Linked DNA regions of Homo sapiens: region 2 is linked to region 1. Evidence: read pairs that join two places in POLR2A ChIA-PET (ENCODE). Cell type or tissue: Caco-2. All regions are shown on one strand. Links, peaks and the distances in the headings refer to the core of each region. The heading gives the core; the rest is flanking DNA. Region 1 overlaps SGSM2 (small G protein signaling modulator 2). Region 2 has its middle 18 kb from the start of RAP1GAP2.

Evidence for each region. ChIA-PET counts read pairs that join two places held together with the same protein. Peaks named below come from ENCODE experiments on the same cell type or tissue, not always from the same donor. Only the 100,000 strongest peaks of a DNase experiment are listed, where the experiment ranks them.
Region 2: POLR2A ChIA-PET joins it to region 1 with 6 read pairs; 3 of 35 experiments call an interaction of 5 or more read pairs at or near these places.

Annotation. Positions count from the first base shown.
Region 1 is chr17:2,344,484-2,351,957 of GRCh38, reverse strand. The region is part of intron 2 of SGSM2 (small G protein signaling modulator 2); the gene reads right to left. Among named protein-coding and RNA genes, the nearest start is that of SGSM2, 11 kb to the right of the region's middle. RefSeq lists an enhancer at 3,315-4,252. In Caco-2, for the core only: no CTCF peak of the experiment used is centred there; DNase peaks (open chromatin) are centred at 4,027 and 5,343.
Region 2 is chr17:2,774,233-2,781,706 of GRCh38, reverse strand. It overlaps a transcript of RAP1GAP2 not described here. Among named protein-coding and RNA genes, the nearest start is that of RAP1GAP2, 18 kb to the left of the region's middle. In Caco-2, for the core only: no CTCF peak of the experiment used is centred there; DNase peaks (open chromatin) are centred at 4,606 and 4,776; H3K4me3 peaks cover 1,867 bases.

The sequences.
Region 1 (7,474 bases), core at 2,954-5,453:
TAACTAGGGTGCATTTTCTCTCAGCCTGCACTGGTGATACTGGTTGTTTGCTTCAACTTTGGAAGGCATTCAGCCCTGCTCAACCCCCAAAACAAGAAAGCAACATTCGCAACTGGACTCTGATTGGGAGGATAAAGAACTGTCCTGAGGCGGGTAGGTCACTTGAGGTCAGGAGTTTGAGACCAGCCTGGGCAACATGGCGAAACCCCGTCTCTACAAAAATACAAAAAAGTAGCCGAGCGTGGTGGTGCGTAGACCTGCAGACCCAGCTACTCAGGAGGCTGAAGTGAGAGATCGCCTGAACCCAGAACCTAGAACCAAGGAGGGGGAAATGAAATCCATGCTACACATCCCATTGTCCTTGTCCTGCTGGAGATGCAAGACAGGGTCCGCATGCACAGTGCTCATGGCGGCTACCCAGGGAACCAGGCCAGGGCCAGCCTCTCATGCAGTGGACACTGATGTGGGCACACTCAGCTGGCTGGGTAAGGAAGCCACAGTCTCCTAGAGTGTCTCTGGACACCATAAGCCCACAGTTCAATGACCAGAGCTTCGTCTGCATGAGGGCCAACTCCTCAATGCCGCCGCCCCTCTAGTCTCTACTCCTGGGTAGGCCTCACAGGCAGACCAATCCCTGGGCAGCACAGAGTCTGGAGCAAGACAGAGGTGGGTTCAAACACTAGCTCCTCTCCTTTTTTTTTTTTTGAGACTGAGTCTCGATCTATTGCCCAGGTCGGAGTGCAGTGACGTGATCTTGGCTTACTGCAATCTCCGCCTGCCAGGTTCAAGCAATTCTCCTGCCTCAGCCTCCCAAGTAGCTGGGATTACAGGCACCCACCATCATGGCCGGCTAATTTTTGTATTTTTAGTAGAGAAGGGGTTTTACCATGATGGCCAGGCTGGTCTCGAACTCCTGACCTCAAGTGATCCACCCTCCTCAGCCTCCCAAAGTGCTGGGATTACAGGCGTGAGCCACCACGCCCAGCCCACGGGCTCCTCTCCTTACTGGCTGTTTGACTTTGGTCAAGTCACTAAACCTCTCTGAGCTTCTGATGTAATTAGGGAGAAAATCAGGGTCTACCTCAATGGATGCTGGGTGATGAAAAGTAACAGCATATCCCAAGGTGTGAAAGGCTTCTCGGCCCCTGCCTACCACACCGAAGGGGACTGATGAATGCAGGTGCCTTCCCTCCCTGCACCTCATGCCCAGTCCCTGCCTTCCTCTCGTTCCTAGGGATGGTCTAGTTGGACTTGTCTCTGAGGTCACCTTCCACCGGCACGCTGGAGGCTGGAGTGCTGCCCCTGCACCATTTCTTATGTCTTGTTTTTTTGTTTTTTTTGAGACAGAGTCTCACTCTGTCGCCCAGGCTGGAGTACAGTGGTGCAGTGGTACGGTCTCGGCTCACTGCAACCTCCACCACCTGGGTTCAAGCGATTCTCCTGCCTCAGCCTCCCCAGCAGTTGGAATTATAGACGTGCGCCACCACACCCGGCACATTTTTGTATTTTTTGTAGAGACAGGGTTTCACTATATTGGCCAGGCTGGTCTAGAACTCCTGACCTCAGGTGATCCACCTGCCTTGGCCTCTCAAAGTGCTGCGATTACAGGTGTGAGCCACCGCACCCCACCTCCCTTGCACCTTTTCAAAGACGCTCCTCCAGCAAACTTCTCTTCTCTTTTTTATGCCTGCAATTTTTCCCTATTAGATACTTCCCATGTGAATATAAACATTCTAGGCCAAATGCAGTGGCTCACACCTGTAATCCCAGCACTTTGGGAGACCGAGGCAGGTGGATCACCTGAGGTCAGGAGTTTGAGACCAGTCTGGGCATCATGGTGAAATCCCATCTCTACTAAAATACAAAAATTAGGCCAGGCGTGGTGGCTTACGCCTGTAATCCCAGCACTTTGGGAGGCCGAGGTGGGCGGATCACGAGGTCAGGAGATTGAGACCATCCTGGCTAACACGGTGAAACCCCATGTCTACTAAAAATACAAAAAATTAGCCGAGCGTGGTGGTGGGCGCCTGTAGTCCCAGCTACTTGGGAGGCTGAGGCAGGAGAATGGTGTGAACCCGGGAGGCGGAGCTTGCAGTGAGCCAAGACCGCTCCATTGCACTCCAGCCTGGGCGACAGAGGGAGACTCCATCTCAAAAAAAAAAAACAAAACATTTCACTAGGGAAAATTCCAACCATATACAGAAGGAAAAGGGGACAGTATAACAGCTGCCCATGTACTCATTACCCAGCTTCAACAATGATCAAGTCACGACCATCTTGCTTCAGCTCCTCCGCCTGCAACCATTGTTTCCTACCACTGGATTATTCTGAAGCAAATTTTAGACATCATATATATTTATCTCTGAAAGAGGACTCTTAAAAACATGCACTTATACCTCTATTACACTGACAAAATTGGTAACAATTCCTTTATATTATCAAATTTCCTTATTGAGTTCCTGATGTTCAAATTTCTGATTCTCCAGATGCTCCAAACTTCCAGAAACACAGATTCCCAGATGGAATCCTGGGGAAGGCTCGAGGAGGCTTTATAGGAAAGGTTGTAAGGTCACTTTTTTTTTTTAGACCAAGTCTCGCTCTGTCGCCCAGGCTGGAGTGCAGCAGCACAATCTCGCTCACTGAAACCTCCATCTCTCAGGTTCAAGTGATTCTCCTGCCTCAGCCTCCCAAAGAGCTGGGATTACAGGCGTGCACCATGATGCCCAGCTAATTTTTGTATTTTTAGTACAGATGGGGCTTCGCCATTTTGGCCAGGCTGGTCTCGAACTCCTGACCTCAGGTGATCCACCCAGCTGAGCCTCCCAAAGTGCTGGGATTGCAGGCGTGAGCCACTGTGCCCGGCCTATGCTCCCTTTCAAAAACAAAGCAGATGTGGGGTGGGGTGGTGGCTCATGCCTGTAATCCCAGCACTTTGGGAGGCCGAGGCGGGTAGATCACTTGAGGTCAGGAGTTTGAGACCAGCCTGGGCAACATGGCGAAACCCCGTCTCTACAAAAATACAAAAAAGTAGCCGAGTGTGGTGGCGCGTAGACCTGTAGACCCAGCTACTCAGGAGGCTGAAGTGAGAGGATCGCCTGAACCCAGAAGGTCGAGGCTGAGTGAGCTATGATCACACCACTGCACTCCAGCGGGGAGACAGAGTGAGACTCCATCTCAAACAAAACGAAACAAAACAAAATAAAAACCAAAGTAGAATGCGATTGAGCACCTTCTGCATACTCAGATCCATGCTGTGTGTGTTGCCTGCATTGCTCTTCTGTTCCTTACATCTGCCTTCTGGGGTAGGCTCAGAGATGAGTAAGCACGGCTACACACTTCGTGGCACAGCCAGGATGTGAACCCAGGTCTGTGTGACCCCAAAGTCCCAGCTATGAACATCCCCATATGCCCTCCGCAATGCCCCAAGATAGAGTGAGGGGAGTCAGCTCCTTCAGAGCTCCCTCCTTCCTCTTAGATCATTTCTAGATGGAAGGCACGAGTTAGATAGCAAGAGAATGAGCTATTCATTCCCTGTGGGTGGGAAGGAGGAGGAACCCGCTCCTCCTTTTTGTGGCGATGGGGTCTTTTTTGCTCAGGCTGGTCTCGAACTCCTGCAAGGGATCCTCCCACCTCAGCCTCCAGGAATCCCTTTTACTGAAAAGAGACAGGCTGAAGACTGCCTGGAGTCCAAATCTCAGAATGTGCTGAAATATCGCTGGCTGCAATATCCCAGGGGAGAGGCAAGCCTTCCCTAGCACCGGCTTCTCTCCCAGCTTATTAGCATCTCCTTGCCATTCCCTGAAGGAGCTCACTGCAGGGCAGACCTTCCTGGCTAATGAAAGCTGCCTAGCAACAGGGAGCTGGTTAATAAAGCCTGATGTTATTCCCGGCTCCACAGATTCCACCCTTCTCGAATTACAGCTCATCCTCAGTCTGAAGCAACCCTCATGTTGACCCACTTGCACACAGCAGGGCAGGGAATCTGGTGACTGAGGAGGCAGGCTGGTGTCTGCCCCAATCCCTGGGGGGTGGGGAGGCTGAGGTCCTGGGAGATATGATTGGCCTGAGAACCTGCTCTGCCTGGCCAGAAGCCTCTCTGTGAGCCTCTGAAACCTGCTCTACCAGCCAAAGGTTAAAATGCAAACTCAGTGCCCAATCGGAATAGGGTAAATAAAACACTATGGACCTCGGGCGGTGGTATGCACCTGTAATCCCAGTTACTTGGGATGCCAAGGCAGGAGCATACCTGGAGCCCACGAGTTTGAGACCAATCTTGGCAACATAGCAAGACCTCATCTGGAAAAAAAAAAAAAGAAAAAACAAAAGCACCTTCCCCTCCAGGGGAGGGGGCGACAGGAGATACCAGCCTATACTTTAATTCAACAGTAAGTCTTTATATTAAAATGAAAAAAAATCCAAAAACCATATGATAGAGAAAAATGTAAACTTGATGTGATGTTTTAAGATAAAAAGGATAAAAGGATATATCAAAGACCTCTCCCCAACAGTGGTAGTTTTTGGATTTTGTTTAAAAAAAAAAAAAAAAAATGAGGCCGGGTGTGATGGTTCACACCTGTAATCCCAGCACTTTGGGAGGCCAAGGTGGGCAGATCACCTGAGGTCAGGAGTTCGAGACCAGCCTGGCCAACATGGTGAAACCCCTGTCTCTACTAAAAATACAAAAATTAGCTAGGTGTGGTGGCAGGCACCTGTAATCCCAGCTACTCAGGAGGCTGAGGCAGGAGAATTGCTTGAACCTGAGAGGCGGAGGTTGCAGTGAGCTGAGATAGCACCACAGAACTCCAGCCTGGGCAGCAGAGTGAGACTCCGTCTCTAAATAAATAAATAAATAAACAAACAAACGAGACAGGGTCTCTCTCTCTCTCTGTTGCCCAAGCTGGAGGGCAGTGGTGCAATCATAGCTCACTGCAGCCTCAACCTCCCGGGCTCAAGTGATCCTCCTACCTCAGCCTCTGGAGTAGCTGGGACTACAGGCGTGCACCACCATGCCCAGCGAGTTATTTATTTTTTTGTAGAGACTGCATCCTGTAATATTGCCCAGGCTGGTCTCAAGCTTCTGGTCTCAAGGGATCCTCCCGCCTCAGCCTCCCAGAGCACTGGGATTGCAGGTGTGAGTCACCATGCCTGGCCCCATAGTGGTAGTTTTGAGTCCATTCTCCTAGCGCCACCCTCCACTGGCACGGAGGTGGCAGTTACATAGGTTCTGATCCTCGGGCCTGGGAACAGCACACAGAGAACCCCACCCACCCCCCTGCTGCCGCCAGACTGGTTTGCCAGCGAAAACTTCCACACAAGGAAAGTTTCTACTCGCAGGGGCCTACTGCATGTCCAGCTTCTGGACAGACAGGTTTAGGAACAACCACAGCAAACACTCAACAAAGCAATTTTCTAGCCAGTCCTAGGAGTCTTGCCCCTCCCGTTGGGTAACAGGAATGGGGATCTGGCTGCAAACTTTCCTGGGTTTGCCCATGGTCAGGTCTTGACACAGTGATTCTTCAGGAAGGCTCTCCAGGAAGGCTCTGTGTTTTCTGTTTAAATGTCTGCATTCTAAGAAGCTCAGAGAAGCTTGTATTGCCTAGGCCTGGCTCTCCTCAGTCACCCCCAACCCTCCTCTGCCAAGAACCATGGGTCGGTGTGGAGTTGAGGGGCCCAGTACACAAGGGTCCCTTGAAACTAGGGACCGTGGTGTCGCTAGGCTGGTAATCCAGTCTCCACAGACTTCACTCTGCTCTTGACCTCTCAGCACGTTCTCTATACTCCCATTTCTCCCACAACAAAGCTGAATTCGGACGTGGCTAGGACAGTAGCAAGGCACAGTTTAAGTCTGGATCAACTTCAGACTAAAAATGCATTTCAGAGCATTTTTCCAGGGACTGAGGGAGACTGGCACATCAGAATCTCCAAAAAGGCAGAGAGGGGTGGTGTTTTTGATCCATACCTTGCTAGTCTTCCCTCCCCGTCCCCCGCAAGAGTCTCTCGTGATTCCACCATGCAATGCAAGGAAGCTGCTTTGCAGGCAGAGGAAAAAGGTTGATAATCAATGCTTTCAACGAGCCTCAGTTTCAGCCCAAATTGGGATTTAGCTCACCACTGAGCACCAATTTTGACAAAGCATAAGGATTTCTCTGTCTGTAGGCCCTGAGATACCCTGGCCTGACTTAGCCCGATACTGTTGGAACCTCTCCTGCTCCTGTTCTCCGTGACTGTACCGAACCCAAAACAGAGGCTGCACACTGGCAGAGGCTGGCAGATGTCTTTTGTGTGGCCCACACAATTTTTTTTTAAATGGGAATTAGCTGTCAGTATTTAAAAAGTAGGAATTTTTTTTTTTTTTTTTTTTTGAGACAGAGTCTCGCTCTGTCACCCAGGCTGGAGTGCAGTGGCGCGATCTTGGCTCACTGCAAGCTCCGCCTCCCGGGTTCACGCCATTCTCCTGCCTCAGCCTCCTGAGTAGCTGGGACTACAGGCGCCCGCCACCACGCCTGGCTAATTTTTTGTATTTTTAGTAGAGACGGGGTTTCACCGTGTTAGCCAGGATGGTCTCGATCTCCTGACCTCGTGATCCGCCCACCTCCACCTCCCAAAGTGCTGGGATTACAGGCGCCCGCCACCACGCCCTGCTAATTTTTGTATTTTTAGTAGAGACGGGGTTTCACCAAGTTGGCCAGGCTGGTCTCGAACTCCTGACCTCAGGTGATCCACCTGCCTCACCTCCCAAAGTGCTGGGATTACAGGCGTGAGCCACTGTGCCCGGCCGAGAATTCTAATACTCTTCAAAGTTGCTTATCATAATACTGGCATGCCTTTTTTTTTTCCAGAGCATAGGTTCTGCTGAGAAAAACTGAGGTCAGGCTGTGTCTTGTAAACCTAGGAATCATTATTCCACCATCTCAAAGAACTGGGGAAACCTTCCCAAACGGACATGGTATGAACTCAAGTCCTACAAACCTACCTTCAGCCTCAACAGCCAAAGGAGGAGAGACGAATATTCTTTGAGTGCTTACAATGCTACGAACGAATGAACATTTACACACATCATCTCAATCCCCACGAAAGTTCCTTGAGGTGGGAATCATCAGTCTGTTTTTAGAGGAGCAAACTGAGGGTGAGAGAAGTTAAGAAACTTGTCCAAGACGACTTAAAAGGCAGGACGCCAGGATTCAAACCCCAGTCTGTCACTCAGACTCTGCTCAGAGGCTGCCTCTCCGACTGCCCTCCCACATGTTTTTTCTTCCTAGCTCTTATCACATGCCAAGTTATTGGATGACATATTTACTTGCGCATTTGTTTCCTGTCTGTCTCCCCAACAGAATGTAAGCTCCTGCGGCAGAGACTCTGTCCATCTTGTCACTGCCATTTCCTTGCACGGTGAACGGTGTCTGGCACCTGGTGAGCCCTTGGTGGGGATCTGCTGCTGGATGAGGGGAAGGGCAGCTGTATCTGCTGTGCCACA
Region 2 (7,474 bases), core at 3,378-5,877, 430 kb before region 1:
GACGTGCACACACAGAGACCTGCACACACAGAGACGTGCCCACACAGAGACCTGCACACACAGAGACGTGCTCACACAGAGACGTGCTCACACAGAGACCTGCACACACAGAGACGTGCCCACACAGAGACCTGCACACACAGAGACGTGCACACACAGAGACGTGCTCACACAGAGACGTGCTCACACGGTGCACACACAGGGGTGTGCTCAGAAGAACCACATATAACCACCCAGAGATGTCCAGACACAGCAATCCAGCAACAAGCCCTCCAAGGCCACACGTGCACACCAAGCACAGATGTGTCCACATGCACAGGCACACCTCAGTGTTCCCGACTGCCTGTCACTCCCTGTCTCTCCCCTCCTGCTCTTGCTCTCCACCAGCCATCTAATCGGCAGGGCCCTGACTGTGCCAGAGTCCCCCAAGTGCCCATGCCTGCTGCCATCTGCTTGCTGACCCAGACCTGGCAGAGCGCAGCCAGCAGGCCCAGCATGGTCCAAGAAGGAGGCCAGTAATCCTGGATCTGAACTAGGGAAAGGAGTGGGAACCAGCTGGCCCTGAGAGCAAGCTGCAAAAGTCCAGAACCAGAGCGTGGCCGGGGCCAGGGGCTCGGCACAGCCTTGTATCGTTGGCATCACACCTGCCTTGGGTGCCCCTGCGACTGCTCCAGATCATGAGCAGGTAGACAGGAATGCCCTTAGAACCATCTGGAATCCCTGAAGGGTTGCAACAAATAGAAAATCAGAAACACAAAACACACCCAAAAACAGTACAGCATGTCAGGCTGAGATCAGACATGAGGCAGAACTTCCTACTGGACAGGCACCAAAGCACTGAGAGAGGTGTGGACAAGAAGAGTATCATCCATGAGATGCCCGCTTTAAAAGGGGAGCAGATGAATAGGCTAGTATCATTGCTTTATTTTTCATTAAACTTATTAAAAACAAATTGCAGAGATCGGAGTAGACTTTAAATGGCTGTAATGAAGACGGCGGCTGCTGGGTCTCCCAGCATAGGCTGGGTGTGACCCTGCCTGCAGGCAGAGGGATGAACGCAGTGACCTTTGTAAGGCCAGCCTGAGCTGGCCATGTGTGAGCAAAGAGGCAGCTGGACACCTTCCCCACTCTGTGACCTCTCCTGGGGGGGGTGCACATTGCTCAGAGATGGGAGAGGGTAGGCAGACAAGGCCCACCATGCCACCATGGCAACAGGCCTTGGCAAAGGCACCTGTGGACCTTCTCCAATCGCCGCTCATAACAGGAACTGTTTGCAAACAACTCCTCCCCTGTCAAACGGGGCGGTGGCCTGGGAGGGGCAGGTGGACACCGTGGAAAAAAGGATGAAGAGACTTTTGCCAGAGGCGGCGGCTCCCGCCTGTCACCCCAGCACTTTGGGAGGCCAGGGCGGGCGGATCACCTGAGGTCAGGAGTTCGAGACCAGCCTGACCAACATGGAGAAACCCTGTCCCTACTGAAAATACAAAAATTAGTAGGACGTGGTGGCGCACGCCTGTAATCCCAGCAACTCGGGAGGCTGAGACAGGAGAATCACTTGAACCCAGGAGGCGGAGGTTGCGGTGAGCCGAGATCGCGCCACTGCACTCCAGCCTGGACAACAAGAGCGAAACTCCATCTCAAAAAAAAGGAACGAGGAGGCTTGTGGATGCTGTACCACGAACTACGAACACTGCCCCAGTTTACGCCCTAGGAAGGCCCAGCTAGACCTCACCCAATGCCCTCCCTTCCTTCCTGCCACCTCATCCCCCTCCCATTTGGTTACCACCACCCCAGACGCTGTGAATCCCCATACGCCAAGGCTGCCCAACCCACTCCCTGTCCCTGTCTCTTCCATGCTTCTTGGCCACCTTCTGCCAACCCGCTCACCTTCCTTTCCTGCCCCCCCCCAGCCCCCTGCCTTGTCCTCCCCCACTGACTATGGCCCAGACCCATGCCCATGACCGTATGCCAGCTCCCAATGCCAGAAATGCCAGCATCCACCCTCCCTCCACTCCTCCTTCAAGCACCTGCTTCTGAGCTGTCCTCTCCCCTCGCCCTCCTCTGCCCAGTGCTGGCCTCTGTGTCCTCCTGAGGCAGAGCCCAGGAAGAGGTATATCTGAGCGGCCAGCCCAGGAGCAGGACATCGCTGACTCCAATTCATAGGCTGTGAAATGGAAGCATTCAGGAGGTCTGGGAAACTGGGCCACAGCCCTAGAGGAACTGACCAGGTCAGCAGTCTGGCCCCTGAGCCCCAGGTCCTATGACCGGGAGGGGTCTTTAGAGGTCCTCTTATGCGGACCCACCTCCACTTGAGTGAATGACTATCTGAGCCACCCTGGGCATGTGGTCTTCCTGGCCACACAGAAATACCCCGGGTGAAGCCCTTGCTATGGGGCCATCACCATGTTCAAAAATTCAATAAATGCCTTATTAACACTTAAAACACCCAGCTAAGGAAACCGAGGCTCAGAGAAGTCAGGTAATTTGGCCAAGGTCACGCAGTGTTAGGCACCTCAGTGTGCTGCTTCCAGCCCTCTTGGCCCCACCTCTCACTCCAAACACTTCTGCAATGACCAGGTCCCCACAGGCTCCAAGCAGCATCTTACAGGTGCAATGGGACAGTGCTTCATGTCAGGCCACGCTGGGCCTTCTTGGAAGCTGCCGTGTGGAGTACCCACAGGGAACCACTTGAGCCCCACACATGTGCAATCTGGAAGTCCACACGGGAGCGAATGTCCACAGAGCCACCCTTGTCTGGCAGGGGATGGGGCTAATGGGTAAGTGCTTCCCTGTTTCTCTCCCCAACAGAGCAGTTCTGTCTGTAAGGCTCCTCAGAACACCGCCCAGGAGAGTGGTGGGAATAATCAAATTGTTGCTTCCCCTCCCTCTCCTTCAAACCCCATGTCCTCGCCCTTGTTTCCTGAGATTGCTTCCCAAATAAGCCACAGCCTGCAAGCCTTTCTCTCGGGCTCCCATTGAGGGGAATGCAGGTGCGGCCACAGCAGTAGGTGATGGAGCTGGGACTTACGCCCAGGTCTGAGTGACAGCAGGGCCTTCATGCTTAGCCACTATGTGACCCTGCCACCACCCCCATCCATGCCAGGGTCCCTTTCCCTCAAGGCTCAAGTCATTCTGAGCCATGGTGGCTCAGCCAGAGTTGATCAGACAGGGTCATGGGAAAGAGGGTGAGGAGAGCTGCAAGCGTGCCTCCAGCAGCAGGGTCCTCTTCTCTGGAGCTGAGGCCACCTCCCACCAAATTGCCTCAACATGCTGAGCTGAGCAGTCCCACTTAGACCAGCCCCGACCCTACCCAAGCTTAGCATCTGTCTCTGCCCAGTAACATCAAACACAGGAACCAAGAGAGGCTGCTGTAGCACTTCAGCTCCCGCCCCCGCATCCCACCCAGCTACCAGGCCCCCCAGCCCCATCCCTCTCCAACTACTTGATATCTGGGAAGAAGGAGGGACCAGAGGCAGCTTCTTGAAGCCTGAGCAGCCAAATCCAACAGATGCCCACCCCACCCCACCCCAGGACTCAGAAAACCCAGCACCACAGCTTGGAGCTGAGGGCAGAGCCTCCCCCAACTCCTGCCCAAGTCGAGAAGATGTGCTGGGACTTTCGCCTGAAAAATCGCTGCCCAAGACCTCACAGACCCTGAGTCACTCCCCGCCTCCCAGCCTCCCAGCCTCCCCGCCTCCCAGCCTCCCAGCCTCCCCGCCTCCCAGCCTCCCAGCCTCCCCGCCTCCCAGCCTCCCAGCCTCCTGGCAGCTGTGCAAGCTGTTTACTCCCCACCCTGCAACAGGAAGAAGGGGGAGGGCAAAGCGCCATGGGAAACTGAGGCGTATAGGGCTTGAGGGATGGCCCCAGGGTCACAACGCAGGCAAAGAACCCAAGAGCCCTGGCACCTGGCTCAGGACAACTCTCTCATTCCCCATGGAGGCTTCTCTGATGACAGCCCCTCAACAGGGCACATCCCAGCAAACCCCACTGGCATACAAGTGCCCTTCAGGTTTGTTAACAAGCATGTAGGGGGAGCTATAGAAAACAAATGAGAGGAAGCAAGGGTATCCCTCAGCCAGCTCCCAGGTCCAGACACACAGCACCTGGTGCTGGCAAAGCCAGAGGACAGTCTACACGGACCCCTGAGGTCTCCTGAACACACGCCTGCCCTGGACCCCCCACTCAGGGCCGGCACCCCCACACCCATCCAGGCCTCTGGAAATGAGGATCAGGCTGAAATCGGGCCCCGCTCCCAAAGATCCCTCAAGGCCTCTCAGCCGGCAGCCCACCTCCCTAGCTCCTCTTCCTGCAATAGGCACAGGCTGGAGCGAGGATGGGATGGGGGGTTTCAGGAAGCCCAGCCTAGCTCCAGGGTCCTCCTGGGGTTCCTGGCTGTTTTCCTTCTACCACCACCTGTAAACACCCTACCTCTGACCTCCATCCCGGTCAGCTTCTCTCGCCAGATCCTGACAGGGGCTGCACACCTCACGCACGCACACACACCCTATAGGTGGACGTGTGTGCAGCGCCCCGCCCGCGGGGGTTTCTGAGGACGGTCACCCCACCTCCCCAGCACAGCCTGTGACGCCGGATGGCTCCTCCGGAACGCAGTACCGGCTCGCGCCGTCCATACGTGCCGATGTCTGTCTGCAAACACACGCGTTCACACTCCACACACGCTCCGATTCCCCGTCAGTCACACCAGGACTCACGTCCCGATCCAGGCTGGCTGCGGAATCCCAGCCCCGGGGCCACTGACCTTCTGCGCCGCCTGGCGCGCGGCTGCCTCTGGACCCGGAGCGAAGGGCACCTCAGTCCCCGCGGTCGCCCCCTCCCTCGGCCCAGCCCCCTCCTCCTCCTCCTCCTCCTCCTCCTCCTCCTCCGGGGCGGCGGGGTCCCTCGCAGCAGTCCTGCCGCGCACGCGCGCACCCCGGCCGGCCCCAGCGCACAAAGCCGCGCCCTCCGCAGCCGCCACCGCCCGCACACCTGGCGCCCCTCGCCGCCGCCGCCGCGCACGCGCAGCCGGAGCCCGCGCCGATCCAGGGTCCGGGGTCCTCGTGCTCCCGCCCTCGCCGCGCCTCCGCCACCCGGGGCGCGCCCTGGTCCCTGTGCCGCTGCCTGCGGATCGCCTGGCGCAGCCGCGGAGAGGGGGCGGAGGGGCGGGCACCGGGAGGCGGTGGCAGGGGGTACAGCGGGTCCTGAGCTCCCTGGGGGCTGCCCAAGGCGGCTCCTCCGGAACAAAGGCGCGGGGCGGGGCAGGTGCACCCAGAGGACCCGGGGAGAGAAGGAGCAGCCTGCCCGCCAGGGGTTCCTGGAAGATGCAATGGGGGCAATGGGGGCAATGGGGAACCGAGGTGCGGTGAGGCCTGGGGGCTCCTGATCTACTGAGGAAGATACTCTGGGGCTCCCTCTAGCTCTGCGTTGCGCGGGACCCGGGACGGGGTACAGAACGCTATGCTGCGAGTCTCCAGGGCTGCTCAGACCCCTGAAACTCCCCGCTGCCTGGGATCTGGAGGCTGGACTTTTATGAGACAGAGTCTTGCTCTGTCCCCCAGGCTGGAGTGCAGTGGCGCGATCTCGGCTCACTGCAACCTCCGCCTCCCGGGTTCAAGCGATTCTTGTGCCTCAGCCTGCCGAGTAGCTGGGATTACAGGCACCCGCCACCATACCCGGCTACTTTTTGTATTTTTAGTAGAGACGGGGTTTCGCCATGTTGGCCAGGCTGGTCTCAAACTCCTGGCCTTAGGTGATCCACCCGCCTCGGCCTCCCAAAGTGCTGAGATGACAGGCATGAGCCACCGCGCTCGGCCTGGAACTTTCATTCATGCACTCCATAGACATCCCCCCAGCTTCCGCCAAACCAAGGATGCTCCTGAACGTGAAGGCGTAGAAGGAACGAAGGGTCCTCTAGCCAACCTTTGGGATGCTTGAGTCTCATCCTCAGTAACCTCCGTGGACAGCGGCCTTTGACTATGGCTTAGTGATGGGAAGTTCTCTCCCTCGGGGCAGCCCACTCCATCCTCAGGCAGCTCTAAGTGCTAGAAAGCCGTTCCTTTAATTGCACAGAAGTTTTCGCTTCTGTCTGTGGGTCATGGCCTCCTGACCCTGTGGATCATGACTCTGCTCTAGCTACAATGGCCTTCTGCTTCTAGAACAGCCTTGCACTTGCTGCTCCCCCTGCAGAAGGACTCTTCCACCCCATGCCCCGTGCCCCCTCCCCACCACCCACTTAACACCTCTCACCAGCAGCTTCTTTATGTGGTCGCCCCTGTGCCCTTCAGGACTCAGCTCACATGTCACTTTCTTGGAGAGGACTTCCACCTCTTCCAGAGTCCCCACACACCCACTGGCTGCTCATGATCTCGATGCCCTGTGTGAGTTTCTTCAGCACGCTGGTCATATTGGGAAATTCTCTTGTCTCTGCGTTTACATGTTTATCGTCTGTCTCTCCCACTAGAATGTGTGGCCCATGGAGGCAGTACCCTGGTCTTCCTTGAGGGCCTGACCCAGAGCAGGATCACAATGGATAGTTGTGGGAGAAAGAAAGGATAGCAGGGAGGCTGGGCAGGGTGGCTGGCCGGGCGCGGTGCCTCACACCTGTAATCCTAGCGCTTTGGGAGGCTGAGGCGGGTGGATCATTTAAGGTCAGGAGTTCAAGGCCAACCTGGTCAACATGGTGAAACCACTGTCTCTACTAAAAATACAAAAAAAAAAAAAATTTAGCAGGGCATATTGGCGCATGCCTGTAATCCCAGCTACTCAGGAGGCTGAAGCAGGAGAATTGCTTGAATCTGGGAGGCGGAGGTTGCAGTGAGCTGAGATCGCATCACTGCACTCCAGCCTGGGCAACAGACCAAAACTCCATCTTGGGGAAAAAAAAAAAAAAAAAAGGATAGCAGGGAGGCCAGGTATGGTGGCTGGCTGGGCGTGGTGGCTGGCTGGGCATGGTAGCTCACACCTATAATCCCAGCACTTTGGGAGGCCAAGGTGGGTGGATCACCTGAGGTCAGGAATTCGAGACCAGCCTGCCAACATGGTGACCCCTATCTCTACTAAAAATACAAAAATTAGCCAGGCATGGTGGGGGAGTGCCTGTCGTCCCAGCTACTCAGGAGGCTGAGACAGAAGAATCGCTTGAACCGGGAGTCGGACATTGCAGATCGCACTACTGCACTCCAGCCTGGGTGACAGAGCGAGACTCCATCTCAAAAAAAAAAAAAAAAAAACGATAGCAGGGGTGACCAGCCCATAGTCCCATAGTCCTATCAGCAGCCCGTTCCATCACCCAGAAATACAACTGCTCAGCTGTTCAAGGGGGACACCTGGCACAATGTCTGGCAGAGGAACGGCATTCAATCCATGCCCACCAAATAAATGAACAAGCAAAGGAACATTCCTCATAGAGCCTTGGCCTCAGAACAGCAGGACCTTCTCTTCCCTCACTCTGGACTCTGCCCTGAGCTCTTGCAGCCTC